Linked DNA regions of Homo sapiens: all the other regions are linked to region 4. The links are chromatin contacts, found by Hi-C or POLR2A ChIA-PET in ENCODE. All regions are on one chromosome and are shown on one strand. Each heading gives the region's core, a stretch centred on a gene start or an enhancer-like site at or near the end of the contact. The rest is flanking DNA. Distances are from core to core; before and after follow the strand shown.

Region 1 (3,321 bases), core at 696-3,195, 230 kb before region 4:
AGTCAGGAGTGAAAATGAAGAATACAATTAGTAACCCTATAGAAACATATGGAAATGTTATGAACAACACTATGTCAATGAATTTGACAACTTGGATGAAGCAGACATATTCCTAGAAAGACATAAGAGTAACTGAGAAAAAAAGCCACATGTCTGGATAGACATATTACAAGTAAAGAAGTATTTTAGTAAATAACACCATACAGAGAAGAGGTCAGCAAAATTTTTCTGTAAGGAGCTAGGTAGTAAATATTTTGGGCCATATGCAACCTCTGTCAGTTCTTTTTCTCCTATTCCTCCTCTTCCGTCTTCTAACACTTTAAAAGTATAAAATTTATTCTTAGTTTATTTATGAGTCATACAAATATAGGCCATGGCTTGACTTTAACATGTGAGCAATAGTTTATCACTCCATGTCATAGAGAAAAGCTCAGGACTAGCTGACTTTACTGGTAAATCCCATCAGATATTTAAATAATAATACCACTCCTACAAAAAAAAAAACTTTCACAAAATAAAGAATAAGATTATTCCTAAATTCATCCCAGTTCAGTCCACAATTTCCTAATTCAGCCTAACAGGTCAGAATTACTTTGATACTAATAAAAGAAATCACAAGAAAACTACAAACTAGTATGTCTATGGTCTCCATAAAATATTAGCAAACCTCATTTAGCAATATATAAAACGATTATATACTATGACCAAGTGGGATTTATCCTGCCAGTGGAAGATTGGCTTGACATCCAAAATCAACTAACGTAATATACCATATTAATAGAATAAAAAACATATCATATTATCTCAGTGTATGCAATAAAATAAATTTGACAAAATAACCTGTACCCAATCATAATAAAATCTCAACAAATTATGAACAGACTGAACTTTCTCATCCTGATTAACGGCATGAAAAAACACTCACCTTAAACATGAAAGCTTCAAAAGACTGAATGCTTTGCCTATAATTTTGGTAGCAAAGTAACAATGTCTGTTTTCACTACTTTTATTCAACCTTGCACTGGAGATATCAGACAGTACAGTCAGATAAGAAATTGCAATAAAAGGCTTCCAGGTTGGAAAGGAAAAAGTAGAACTCTTTTTAATCTCCGACTACATGATCCTGTATGTAAGAAAAACAAAAACAAAAACAAAACTCCTGTGAAATCTACGAAGAAACTTCTATAACTAACAAATCCATTTAGCAAGATGTCAGGATACAGTATGTATAACAAAAATCATATGTGTTCTAATACTAGTAATAATCCAAAAGTGAAATTAAGAAAAATATTTTTATAGTTGCAGTATAGAAAATAGCACTTTGCAATATATTAAACAACAGAAATATAAGACCTATACATAGAAAAAATATAAAATGCTGAGATAAGTTTTAAAAGATGAAAAAGAATGGAAAAAACATTCCATGATCATGGAGGACTCAGTATTGTTAAGATAGAAATTATCTCCAAATTTATCAATAAGTACACGGCAATCCTTGTCAAAATTCTAGTAGTACCTTTTGTAGAGATTGACTAGCTGATCCTAAACCTATATGGTGATACCTAGGACTTGAATAGTCAAGGCAATTTTGAAAAAGAAAAACACAATTAAAAGACTTACACTAGCCAATTTTAAAACATACGATAAAGCTGCAATAATCAACAGAGTGTGGTATTAACATAAGATCAACATAGATTACGAACCTAGAAGATGCTCTCCTCTCAGAAGCTGCAGCCGTGATGGAAGTTTGAATGTTGAGCCGCTGTGAGGCGAGGCCGGGCTCAGGCGAGGGAGATGAGAGACAGAGACGGCGGCGGCGGCGGCGGCCCGGCCCGGCCCGGCCTGAAGCCCCTCTCAGCAACCCGTGAGCATCCGCGGGGGCGGCGCCGGCAGCGGCGGCGTTTCTCGCTTCTTCTTCGTCTTTTCTAACTGTGCAGCCTCTTCCTCGGCTTCTCCTGAAAGGGAAGGTGGAAGCCGTGGGCTTGGGCGGGAGCCGGCTGAGGCGCGGCGGCGGCGGCACCTCCCCCTCCTGGAGCGGGGGGAGAAGCGGCGGCGGCGGCGCCCCCGGTGGCCCCGGCGGCTGCAGCTCCAGGGAGGGGGTCTGAGTCGCCTGTCACCATTTCCAGGGCTGGGAACGCCGGAGAGTTGGTCTCTCCCCTTCTACTGCCTCCAACACGGCGGCGGCGGCGGCGGCGGCGGCGGCACATGGAGGGACCCGGGCCGGTTTTAAACCTCTCGTCCGCCGCCGCCGCACCCCCCGTGGCCCGGGCTCCGGAGGCCGCTGGAGGAGGCAGCCGTTCGGAGGATTATTCGTCTTCTCCCCATTCCGCTGCCGCCGCTGCCAGGCCTCTGGCTGCTGAGGAGAAGCAGGCCCAGTAGCTGCCACCATCCAGCAGCTGCTGCCGCAGCCATTACCCGGCTGCGGTCCAGAGCCAAGCAGCGGCTGAGCGAGGGGCATCAGCTACCGCCAAGTCCAGAGCCATTTCCATCCTGCAGAGCCCCGCCACCAGCAGCTTCTGCCATCTCTCTCCTCCTTTTTCTTCAGCCACAGGCTCCCAGACAGGACAGCCATCATCAAAGAGATCGTTAGCAGAAACAAAAGGAGATATCAAGAGGATGGATTCGACTTAGACTTGACCTATATTTATCTAAACATTATTGCTATGGGATTTCCTGCAGAAAGACTTGAAGGCGTATACAGGAACAATATTGATGATGTAGTAAGGTTTTTGGATTCAAAGCATAAAAACCATTACAAGATACACAATCTTTGTGCTGAAAGACATTATGACACCGCCAAATCTAATTACAGAGTTGCGCAATATCCTTTTGAAGACCATAACCCACCACAGCTAGAACTTATCAAACCCTTTTGTGAAGATCTTGACCAATGGCTAAGTGAAGATGACAATCATGTTGCAGCAATTCACTGTAAAGCTGGAAAGGGACGAACTGGTATAATGATTTATGCATATTTATTACATCGGGGCAAATTTTTAAAGGCACAAGAGGCCCTAGATTTCTATGGGGAAGTAAGGACCAGAGACAAAAAGGGAGTAACTATTCCCAGTCAGAGGCGCTATGTGTATTACTATAGCTACCTGGTAAAGAATCATGTGGATTATAGACCAGTGGCACTGTTGTTTCACAAGATGATGTTTGAAACTATTCCAATGTTCAGTGGCGGAACTTGCAATCCTCAGTTTGTGGTCTGCCAGCTAAAGGTGAAGATGTATTCCTCCAATTCAGGACCCACACGATGGGAGGACAAGTTCATGTATTTTGAGTTCCCTCAGCCGTTACCTGTGTGTGGTGATATCA
Region 2 (3,266 bases), core at 249-2,748, 220 kb after region 4:
AGTGCTGGCATTATAGATGTGAGCACTGTGCCCAGCCCATGTCTACTTTCTGACCAGGGAAGGGAAGGCATTTTTATGGACAGTCCCTTATTTGTATCCAATGAAGGTAAGTAGGTCTCCAAAGAAAACCTGGGATTCTATTACCGAAAGGAGGAATGTTGCTGGTCAGACAAAAGCCACAGATGTTACTAAACCTTCCCCACATGCTTACTTTGTTTTGTTTTGTTTTGAGACAGAGTTTTGCTCTGTTGCACAGGCTGGAGTGCAGTGGCACGATCTCAGCTCACTGCAACCTCCGCCTCCCGGGTTCAAGGGATTCTCCCACCTCAGCCTCCCGAGTAGCTGGGATTATAGACGCGCACCACCACACCCAGCTAATTTTTGTATTTTAAGTAGAGACAGGGTTTCACCATGGCCACATGCTGATCTTTCACTTGTACGATGAATTCGCTCACAAGAGCCCAGGGCTTCATAAAGCTGGCCCAACAAGGGCCTCCTGATGGCTCCTGGACACAGGGGTGCCGTTGTCCAGAGTAACAGCTCCCAGACTCATGTTGGAGTCCTGAGTGCTGCCTCCCTTCTGGGCTGTGCCAGGGGTGGGCCAGGAGGCAGCCATGCCATCAGAACCTGGGCTCTGGAGTCTGGACACCTTGTCTGTGTGACCTTGGGTGTGTCATTGCACCTCTGAGCCTCAGTTGCTCACCTGTAATCAGGGCTACTTCATGTGGTTGTGTGGAATGTGTTCTGTTCATCTCCAGGGGGTGCCATTCCCCTTAGATTCCATGGGCCCTGTAGTGTGCACTTAACTGGAGTGGGGGCAGGTAAGGTATCCAGCAGCAAAGTTCAGAGGCCATGCAACCTGCCCAAAGGATCCTGGGGTGTGCTGGGGAGAACCAGAGTTTTGTTCACAATCTCCCACTCTCATACTTTTCTTTGGGGGGGCTGTCATCATGCTCTCCCACTTATAGACAGGCTTACTGTTTGCTATTAGGGATGGGGAGGTATGGCTGCAGACCGCTTTTCCCAACTTTGTGAACTAAAGGAACAGAAGGGACTTTTCTCCTCTCCCCACAGCCTCCTTCAGTGTATAAAAACCCAAGAGGAGACTCTGATTGGGTTGGGTAAGTCATGTGCTCATCTCTTGAACCAATCAATGTGGCCTGGAAATTGGGCATCTGTGATGGGCCGGGCTGAGGTCACATGTACCCTATTGTTGCCAAAGGAACAGGATAAAATGATTAGCGATTTTGGAGCCTGGCAAATGGCACAGCCTCAGAGCCCAAAAGGCTAAAGTCTTCAGTCGGTTCCAGGAGCCCTGGAAATTCTTTCCTTTTCATGATGTTTCTTTTCCATATCCAAGGTGGCCCTGGTTGGTACCCACCCTCTTAAGGCAGACTCTCTTCCAGGCAGGTGCTTTCAACATGCCCATGGGCACTGGTCCAAGGCAGGCAAGGGAGAGGTCTAGTTCTCATGCTCAAAGGCGCCCAGTAAATATTTGAGGTGAGTCAGTGCGTTGACAGGTGAGGCCTCAGGGCTTGTCTGCCCCTCCCTGGTGATTGTCTCCACCTGACCCTCAAGCTGCCCGAAGATCTCTGCTGCCCTCTCCCTGTGGTGGGTGTGATCTGGGCATGGTCCCCTGCCCAGGGTCTCCTGCCCACCTCTTTCTTCCCAGCCTCGAGGAGGGGTCCTTAGATCCGCACAAGGAGTTCCCCCTCTTAGCCTCTTAACCTGGCCTTATAATTCTATCTATTTTACAGACGAGAAAATTAAGGCTCAGAAAGATTAAATGACAAGTTCGAAGTTTCCAGCATTGTAAGTGGCAGAGCCGGCATTCAAAACAATATCTGATTTTAAATCTCAGACTCTTACCAGATTCCTCTGCCCACCATAGATTCTGGTTTTAAATACATACACCCAGAAGCCCATCCTGGCCCAGTAACTGAAATAGCAGGAGCTGAAAGAGCCGCACAATTTGAAGTGAGTTTCGTGGAAAATTCTGTGGTCCAGCCTTGGCAGGAAGTTGCCAAAATAGTCGAGTGTGGACCACAGGTGGAACCTCCTTGCATCTGGGCCCAGCTAAGGTCTAGAGGTCCCTGAATATAGACCCTCTCCAAAAGGCAGTCATTCCAGGGGGTCCAGGCAGAAGGTGGGAGGAGCTGCCACACATGCCCCACGGCACTTATAGGTTCAGCAGGCAGGACCCATGTGACCCCAGCTTGGCATCTTCCCAGACACAGCCACTGGCAGTATCTATGACCAGGCTGAATTTAGACACGGGGTCCAAAATACTGCTACTCATCCCACCACCGACCCCAGCAACCTGCACCCTCCTCACCAACATTCACATAGTACCTGTGCTGTCCTCGGCATTGTTCAGAGGGTACACTGCTCCCTTTGCAGAACCTCTCCTGTCTGGCCCTCAAGGCCAACCTCCCCCTCCCTTTATGGTGAATGGGGTATGGGCATGGAGTCTCCTGCCGTCTCTCCTCTTCCCTCCCAGATTTGAAAAGAAGTCTTTGGACTCTCACCAGGATATGTGATATCCTGATATGTCCAGCCTTAGGGTCTTCTGCTGTCCCTTTCTGAGAATCTGTGCTTGCTGGGAACCCAGGACAGCTCCAAGGACAGGAAGGACTGAAGGAAGGGGCAGTGTGGTTTGGAGAAAGATCCCAGATTCAGGAATACGACAGAACCGGGTTTGAACCCTCATTTGGCCACTCACTCACTGTGATAGGCAGACCGATGCTCCCATCCCCCCAAATACCTACCTCCTTATCCCCCAAACCTGTGAATATGTTACCTCACATGACAAAAGGGATTCTGCATCTGTGATCAAAGGAAGGATCCTGAAATGGGGAGGTTATCCTGGGTTACCTGGGTGAGCTTGGGCCATAAAGTTCTCATAAGAGGGAGGAGGGAGAGTCAAAGAAGGAGCTGTGATGATGAAAGCAGAGTGGGGGGTGATGCAGGCCTGGATCCCAGGGTTAGAGGCAGCCTTAAGAAGCTGGCAAGGGCAAGGGACGTTTTCTCCCGTAGGGCCCCCAGAGGGAGAGCAAGCCTGTGCCCCATTTCTGACTCTGACCCCCGAGTGGAACAGAATGCATTGATGTTGTTTGAAGCCTCTGCGTTTGTGGTAATTTGTGACTGCAGCCATGGGGTGTGAATCCACAAGTTCTGTGACCTCAAGCAAATTCCTTAACCGGAGAGCCCACATTCCCTCATGGGGTGAGGGTGCCGTGGCTCATGCCTATAATCCCAGCATTTTT
Region 3 (3,225 bases), core at 470-2,969, 200 kb after region 4:
CAAAGGCAGCCGGGCTTCAGGAACTCAAACACTGCCTGTAATCACTCTGCCTCTGCATGCCTGCATCATCCTCTCATTCCTCCTTCTTCCACAAAGCAGGACATGTGACTGCTGACAACCCCTGTGTTGCTCATCCTACAGCTTCAGTGCCAGAGGGGAACTGCCTCTGTTTGCTTGTTTCTAATTTGAAAGATCCTGGGGAAGAATCTTTTGGCTAATCAGCAATGGCCAGGGCAGCAGGGTCTCATGCCACACATAAGGTCTTTAGGGGCCAACACTTAGGTTTTGGGGTAGTTCCCAGAGAGGGGGCCACAGAGTCCACATCTGTAAGTGGTAAATTAGGTATTCCTTCCAGGTGGTGCCTGGCACATTGTTCAGGCTTAATCTCTGATTCCTCAGATGATGAGTAGAAGCCTGGGAAGGAAGGGTCACTGATGAGATGCTTGGCTGGGCTATGCCACTTGGGTATAAGAGGGGTGTCCCACTTAGGGCAGAAACTTTTAGATGTCACCAATATCCACTTTCTCCTCCTACAAAAAGTGAACTAATTTTTAGTTTAATGCATGGCCAACCAGATAGACTGTATTTCTCAGTCTCCCTGCTCAGAAGGCCATGAGACTACATTTTAGCTAATGTGGTTTATACAGAGTGTGTATGTCTTAAGGGAAATGTCTTCAGAGGCAAGTGGCGTGCCCTTTCTCTCTGTGGCCTAGAATGCAGATGTGATGGCTGTGGTTGGAGTAGCTGTCTTGGACCTGAGGTAGAAACTGTGATGCGGATGGCAGAGTAACAAAATAGAGGAGCATGGAGTTGTCATACTACATAGGTCTATGTGTAGGAGAAATGAAGTTCTGGCTATAAGTCACTGTTATTTTGGGTTTTCTGCCTCTCACAGCCAAACTTAATCCTACATCATTCATATGCAGGTATGAAACAGGTATGAATCAGTCCCAGTAGAAGGCCTTATTCATAGATGGCCTCCTAGGCCTGCCACCTGCAAATCTATCAGCAACAATTCCTGCTCAGTGTTCCCATTCCAGTGGTCCAAGAGAAAGTAGCTTCCTGCCTTCCTGTGCCCATTCTCTCAGACATGTGTCTTCTACAGAGCATTTCCTGCCCTTTCTGCCCACTCTGCAGCAGGAATCAGAGTCTGTGTGAAACTGCTTTCACCTGCCCAGGCCTCTCTCCATACCCCTTTCTCCTGCCACCATTATCAAGAGGCTCTGCCTAGGGGCTTTGGCCAAAAGAGGAGGTATTCAACATATACCACAGGAGGGAGTCTCTGTCTATGGTGACAATTCTGAACACTGTGTGTCCCTGTGGGACATTGTGTGAGTGCATGTGTGCAGGACGTGCCTGGGGCTGTGTCTAATGTCAGAATATTTGACAACCAGTCAGAGCAGATGTTGACCAAAAGAGCAGAGCAGCATCTCGAAATCATCCCACAGTGCCAGGAATTAACCCCAGACTGTGGAAACCGAGAGACCCAGGTGTTTCCAGGGGACAATCTGGGTGGCTAGGGTATGGGGGGGCACTCAAAGGGCTTGGGGCATCACCTGTTTTCGATTGTGAAAAACCTAGTTCAATGTTACAACAAGCAGTTCAGCTGTACTGTGTACACTGCCTGAATATCAGCCATTGCTGTGCCACGTGTCTGTGTGTACATGCCTTGGAGTGCTGGCACAACCCAGGAGGAAGCCATGGGGGGCACAGGATGACTCTCACAAAGCTTTTTTTTTTCTTTTTTGAGGCAGGGTTTCACTTTGTCACTCAGGCTGGAGTGCAGTGATGCGATCATGGGTCACTGCAGCCTCGACTTCCTGGGCTCAAGCAATCCCCTCCCACCTCAGCCTCCTGAATAGCTGGGACTACAGGTGCATGCCACCAAGCCTGGCTAATTAAAAAAAAAAAAAATTGTAAAGACAGTCTTGCTATGTTGCCCAGGCTGGCCTGAAGCAATCCTGCCACCCTCAGCCTCCCAAAGTGCTGGGATTATAGGTATGAGCTACTGTTCCTGATTTCACAGAGGCTTTCTGAGGCTGGGCCGTGCACCCCAGCAGTGGCAGAGGATACAGACCTCACCTAGGTTCTTGGCCTGAATGATAGTCCAGGCTGGGGCAGACAGGAGTACTAGGCAGCATCCTGGGGTCAGGGACTGGCCTCTCAGGCAGGCAGAAGATAACTGGGACCTCTGAGGGGACATGTGACAGGGTTGAGGAGCACCAGAGGGACGGAGAGAAGCTGGACATCAAATTCAGAGTAGAGGCGACAATGCAAGATCCACCTCCTATCCCCTCTGCAACCAGTGTCCCCAGAGACACTGACCACTTCACTCAGTTGGGCTGGATCTTTTATTTCATGTCATATCCTCTCCATGCCCACCACTGTTCTCCAGCTGACACTTCATGGCTTGAGGTGCTCCTGTGGGATCAGCATTTGCCATCTTTCATGATCTGGATGTCCTGTTTGGTTTTTCTAGGATCAAAGAAGACAGGCATGAGGCTACCTTCTCAGGAGCTGTAGTGTACCATTCAGGGACCTGGCACAGTCCATCCAGACATCCTGCTGAGCGTCGCCCACATATGCAGTGTATGGATACAGGGCAGATCCCAAGGGTCCATGGGCACATCCTTCTACAGCTTTTCCTTTTTTGTACACCCTTCCCCTGGGGGATTTTAGCTTCCTGGGGTTTCCACCACCAGCGCACGCTGATGGCTGCCAAATCTGTCTCCAGCTCGGACCTATGTCCTACCTGTTCATGCAGTTGTCCATATCCAGTGGGATGTCCTAGGGGCTCAACTGTCCACAAACATCACTGCCCCCCACAGAACTGGTACAGACCCCCAAACCACCCATCTCAGCCCATGAAACCACTGGCCACCCAAGCCCACAAATCAGAAACCAGTATGCTGCCTCCTTCCCCTCAGCCTTTACATACAGTCACATACCAAGCCTGTCAATTCCACTCCCAATGTACCTCCTAACCATGAGTCTTTGATTAGCATGATCTTTCTCTAAGCTAGGACAACATCCTGATGTTCCTTATATTTCCTCAAATACAAACTTTCACATCTATCCAGAGCTTTGCAGCTTCCGAGGACTTTCTTCACTTCCATGGTCTCATTTAGTTCTCAGGATCATAGAAGATGGGTTTTATTGATGAAGAAACTAAGAGCCAATAGGTGATCTGATGTAGGGAGGTCATGTTCTAGCCCTGCTCATCTT
Region 4 (3,266 bases), core at 252-2,751:
CAAGACCTCATTTTTACAACAGATTTTTAAAAATTAGCTGAGTGTCATGGTGGCACATAGTCCCTATAGTCCCATCCATTCTGGAGGCTGAGGTGGGAGGATCACTTGGGCCCAGGAGTTCGAGGCTACAGTGAGCTGTGATTGCACCACAGCCTGGGTGATGGAGCAAGACCCTACTCTTTAAAAAGAGAGAGAGGGCAAGGTTGTCCCATGATCCCCCTCAGATAGGGCTGACTCCCCCATAATTAAGTTTGCTTAAAGAGGCAGACTTGCTGGGCTCAGTGGCTCACGCCTGTAATCCCAGCACTTTGGGAGGCTGAGGCGGGTGGATAACTTGTGGTCAGGAGTTCGAAATCAGCCTGGTCAACATGGTGAATCCCCATCTCCACTAAAAAAACAAAAATTAGCTGGGCATGGTGGTGTGCACCTGTAATCCCAGCTAATCGGGAGGCTGAAGCAGGAGAATCACTTGAACCTGGGAGGTGGAGGTTGCAGGGAGCCGAGATCACGCCATTGCACTCCACCTAGGCGACAGAGAGAGACTCCGTCTAAAAAAAAAAAAGAGACAGACTCTTCCTTGGCTGGGGGTAAGTCAGATGGGAGAGGAGAGGGTTAAAAACAGCTGGGACTCAGCCTGCTGGCAAACATGTGGCATGTGGCATGTCGGGGCAACTGCAGCTCAGCCTCTGGAGCCATGTGAGCAATGCACGCAGGTACACGTGTGACAAGCTAGGTCACCTAGCCATGTTCAACAGGCATGTGCACAGCCACGAGGAATGCCCAGCCGTACAATTAGGCACACAGGACATCCGCCATGTGTAGACACAGCTGTGGACATAGCTGGCCAGGACATGCGACACACGACGTGCTCATAGCACAGGGAGAAGGGCCCATGAAGTCTGGTTGGAACTCAGCACGTGTGTCTGTGTGCCCACCTGAGTCTGGACTGCTGCCCCTCTGACACTAGCTGTCCCCTTGAAGGGTCGGTGCCTTATCTGTCCTGACAGAAGAGACAGTGTTGCTTCTCACTTGGGGCTCGCAGCCTCCTCCTCCTGCCTCGAACTGAGGATCTGTTGGGTCCAGTCATCCTGGAGAGATGCGGCCAGTTTCTTTCTGACAGGTCTCCTCCTGCCCGCAAGGAAGTGGGGTGATCACAGGGCGCAGGTGGTCTCTATGACAGCTGCATCCTCTCCAGCCATGGCCCTGAACCCTGCCTATAATCCCACCATTGGCTCTCAGATCTGCCTAAGCCTCTCAGCCCCCTTGACGTCCCCTCCCTTAAGCGCCCTCCGAAGGCCACCCGTCCCTCAAAGCTCCTCACACTCCATGCCCGCAGCTCCCTCCACCCGGCGTCCGCACCAGCCTCCCAGCCGAGGTGGGGCGGGGGCGAGGGGGCGCGCACTCCTCGGCGCTCCGGGACTGCAGGGCGGGGCTGCAGGGCGGGCGGGGCCCGTGTCTCCAGCGCTCCTATAAAGGGAGCCACCAGCGCTGGAGGCCGCTGCTCGCTGCGCCACCGCCTCCCGCCACCCCTGCCCGCCCGACAGCGCCGCCGCCTGCCCCGCCATGGGTCGACAGAAGGAGCTGGTGTCCCGCTGCGGGGAGATGCTCCACATCCGCTACCGGCTGCTCCGACAGGCGCTGGCCGAGTGCCTGGGGACCCTCATCCTGGTGGTGAGTGGAGGGAGCCGGGGAAGCCCTTCTCTCTCCAGCCCTTGCACTCCCCAAACTCTCACTTCCCCGAAGGGGCTGTGTTTTCCAAGGTAGCCTGGACCCACCTCCCCAGCTGTGACCCCCACGCTTAACCGCGGAGGATCAAGCTGACTTCCAAAGTCCTCTTCCCCACGGTTCTAACCCCCTCTCTGACAGCTCCGACTCTTGCCAGAATGACAGCTGTTACTCCCCAGTGATAGTGCCGATCGTTTACCCTCCCACAAGTGACTCAGCCAACAGGCTGGGGGCAGCGGTCACGCTTGCAGTCTGGGACAGCCAGCCACTTCCCCTGCCTCCCACACCCCTCCAGATTCCCAGAATCCCAGCCCCCAGATGTAGGGGAGGGGGCGGAGGCAAATGAGCCATTATTAGGTTATTTGGGTCCTGGGTGTCTGGCCTCTAATGAATAATTAAGCCTCAAAAAGTCCAAAGGTTGAAGTGAGTGAGGACAGTTTGCACGAGTGGGGGCAGAGGGTGCAGGCCACATGGGCTGCGAACAGCGAAGTGGGAAGGGAGGCAGATTCTGACGGTAGAAGGGTGGGAGGAAGCTAGGCCCAGGCACAGAGGACGCGTGTCTAAAGTTGCTCACCTGGTGCTCAGCGACTCCCAGGCCCTGTCTGTTATCCAGACAGATGCTGTCAGCGTCTGTGCAGAAGACGACAAGCATTCTGGTTACTCCCTGGCCTCTTGGTTACTCTGTGGGTTCTCTGAGTGAGCATTTCCCTGCCTGAGTTACTCCTCAGTCCTAGTTACTCCTTGGTCACACCAGTTTCACCCTGGTTTTGTTCTGAGTGACTCTGTTTGCACTTCTTAGGTCTGGCAGACCCACCAGTTATGTTCTATTTCCTGTCCCAGTTACTCTGATTTTTCAGCCGCTCATGTGGTTACACCTGTTTTCCTCTGTGTTCAGTTGCTACATTGCAGTGAGTGGGTTACTCCGTTCCTGCCCCAGCCCTGGGTAGTACAGACCAGCTGGCCCACTGTGGACTAGGAAGCCTAACTAAGGGCAAGTAGGGATCCCCAAATGGTTGAGGATCAGGATCTATGGGCAGAGGAGGGCTGAAACCCACTTCTGGCTTCCAAGAATAGGAAGTGGGGAAGCCACAGGGGGCATTTTATCCACAGCCTCCCATAAGATTAGTCGTCCTATCAGCCAGCCCTAGCCCCTCTCTCCTGTGCCAAGAAGGCAATAGGAGGTGGCCTTTATCACTCTCCTGCCTCGGAGCCCTCACTCCTATCGGAGTCCTGAGTCCAGCCACCTGTTTTAGAGCAGCCAGGCTAGGGGAGGATGATGTCTTCTATTTTCCTAGAGGGGCCTCCTCATTCCCTCCCAAGTCTCAGTTCACTCTCTCACAAAGGAGCCGTTAGTCCTCCCACTGAGCCCCAGGATCATCAGGCTTATCCCAGACCACAAAAGAAGAGTGTTAAATTTTAGGGGAAGGGTTGCAGACTCAGATGGATGTGAGGTATTGGATATCAGTGAGAAGCAGAACTTCAAGGACTGCATGAACTGGAGGGGCAGGCCTGGGGATCCCTTTGTAGTGGGTGAGTGCCTG

Evidence for each region. A loop is a pair of places that touch in the nucleus more often than their neighbours do. ChIA-PET counts read pairs that join two places held with the same protein, here RNA polymerase II (POLR2A). Pooled maps may share reads with other maps.
Region 1: a pooled map shows a loop between it and region 4 (2.1-fold over the local background). The contact joins the promoter of PTENP1-AS here to the promoter of AQP3 in region 4. A Hi-C loop is called at or near these places in 1 of 50 pooled maps.
Region 2: a pooled map shows a loop between it and region 4 (2.3-fold over the local background). The contact joins the enhancer-like site here to the promoter of AQP3 in region 4. A Hi-C loop is called at or near these places in 1 of 168 maps with a recorded cell type or tissue (PC-9) and 4 of 50 pooled maps. POLR2A ChIA-PET finds 5 or more read pairs at or near these places in 1 of 52 experiments (MCF 10A).
Region 3: a loop to region 4 is called in a pooled map, with 2.4 times the contacts of the local background. The contact joins the enhancer-like site here to the promoter of AQP3 in region 4. A Hi-C loop is called at or near these places in 1 of 168 maps with a recorded cell type or tissue (PC-9) and 4 of 50 pooled maps. POLR2A ChIA-PET finds 5 or more read pairs at or near these places in 2 of 52 experiments (HEK293 and MCF 10A).

The regions. Positions count from the first base shown.
Region 1 is chr9:33,675,892-33,679,212 of GRCh38, reverse strand. PTENP1-AS (PTENP1 antisense RNA) reads right to left here and starts at 1,945. Exons shown (of 4, transcript NR_103745.2): 1 at 1,704-1,945; 2 at 926-1,123. It also overlaps the pseudogene PTENP1.
Region 2 is chr9:33,227,808-33,231,073 of GRCh38, reverse strand. No RefSeq gene overlaps it. Among named protein-coding and RNA genes, the nearest start is that of SPINK4, 11 kb to the left of the region's middle. Within about 2 kb of position 1,498, at least 6 of the 41 ENCODE cell types and tissues checked have a DNase peak (open chromatin) inside an H3K27ac peak, as active enhancers do.
Region 3 is chr9:33,247,676-33,250,900 of GRCh38, reverse strand. SPINK4 (serine peptidase inhibitor Kazal type 4) reads right to left here. Exons shown (of 4, transcript NM_014471.3): 4 at 2,334-2,475. The coding sequence ends at 2,430. Among named protein-coding and RNA genes, the nearest start is that of SPINK4, 9.1 kb to the right of the region's middle. RefSeq lists an enhancer at 1,879-1,988. Within about 2 kb of position 1,719, at least 3 of the 41 ENCODE cell types and tissues checked have a DNase peak (open chromatin) inside an H3K27ac peak, as active enhancers do.
Region 4 is chr9:33,445,828-33,449,093 of GRCh38, reverse strand. It overlaps AQP3 (aquaporin 3 (Gill blood group)), which reads left to right and starts at 1,501. Exons shown (of 6, transcript NM_004925.5): 1 at 1,501-1,671. The coding sequence starts at 1,564. RefSeq lists a silencer at 1,326-1,515.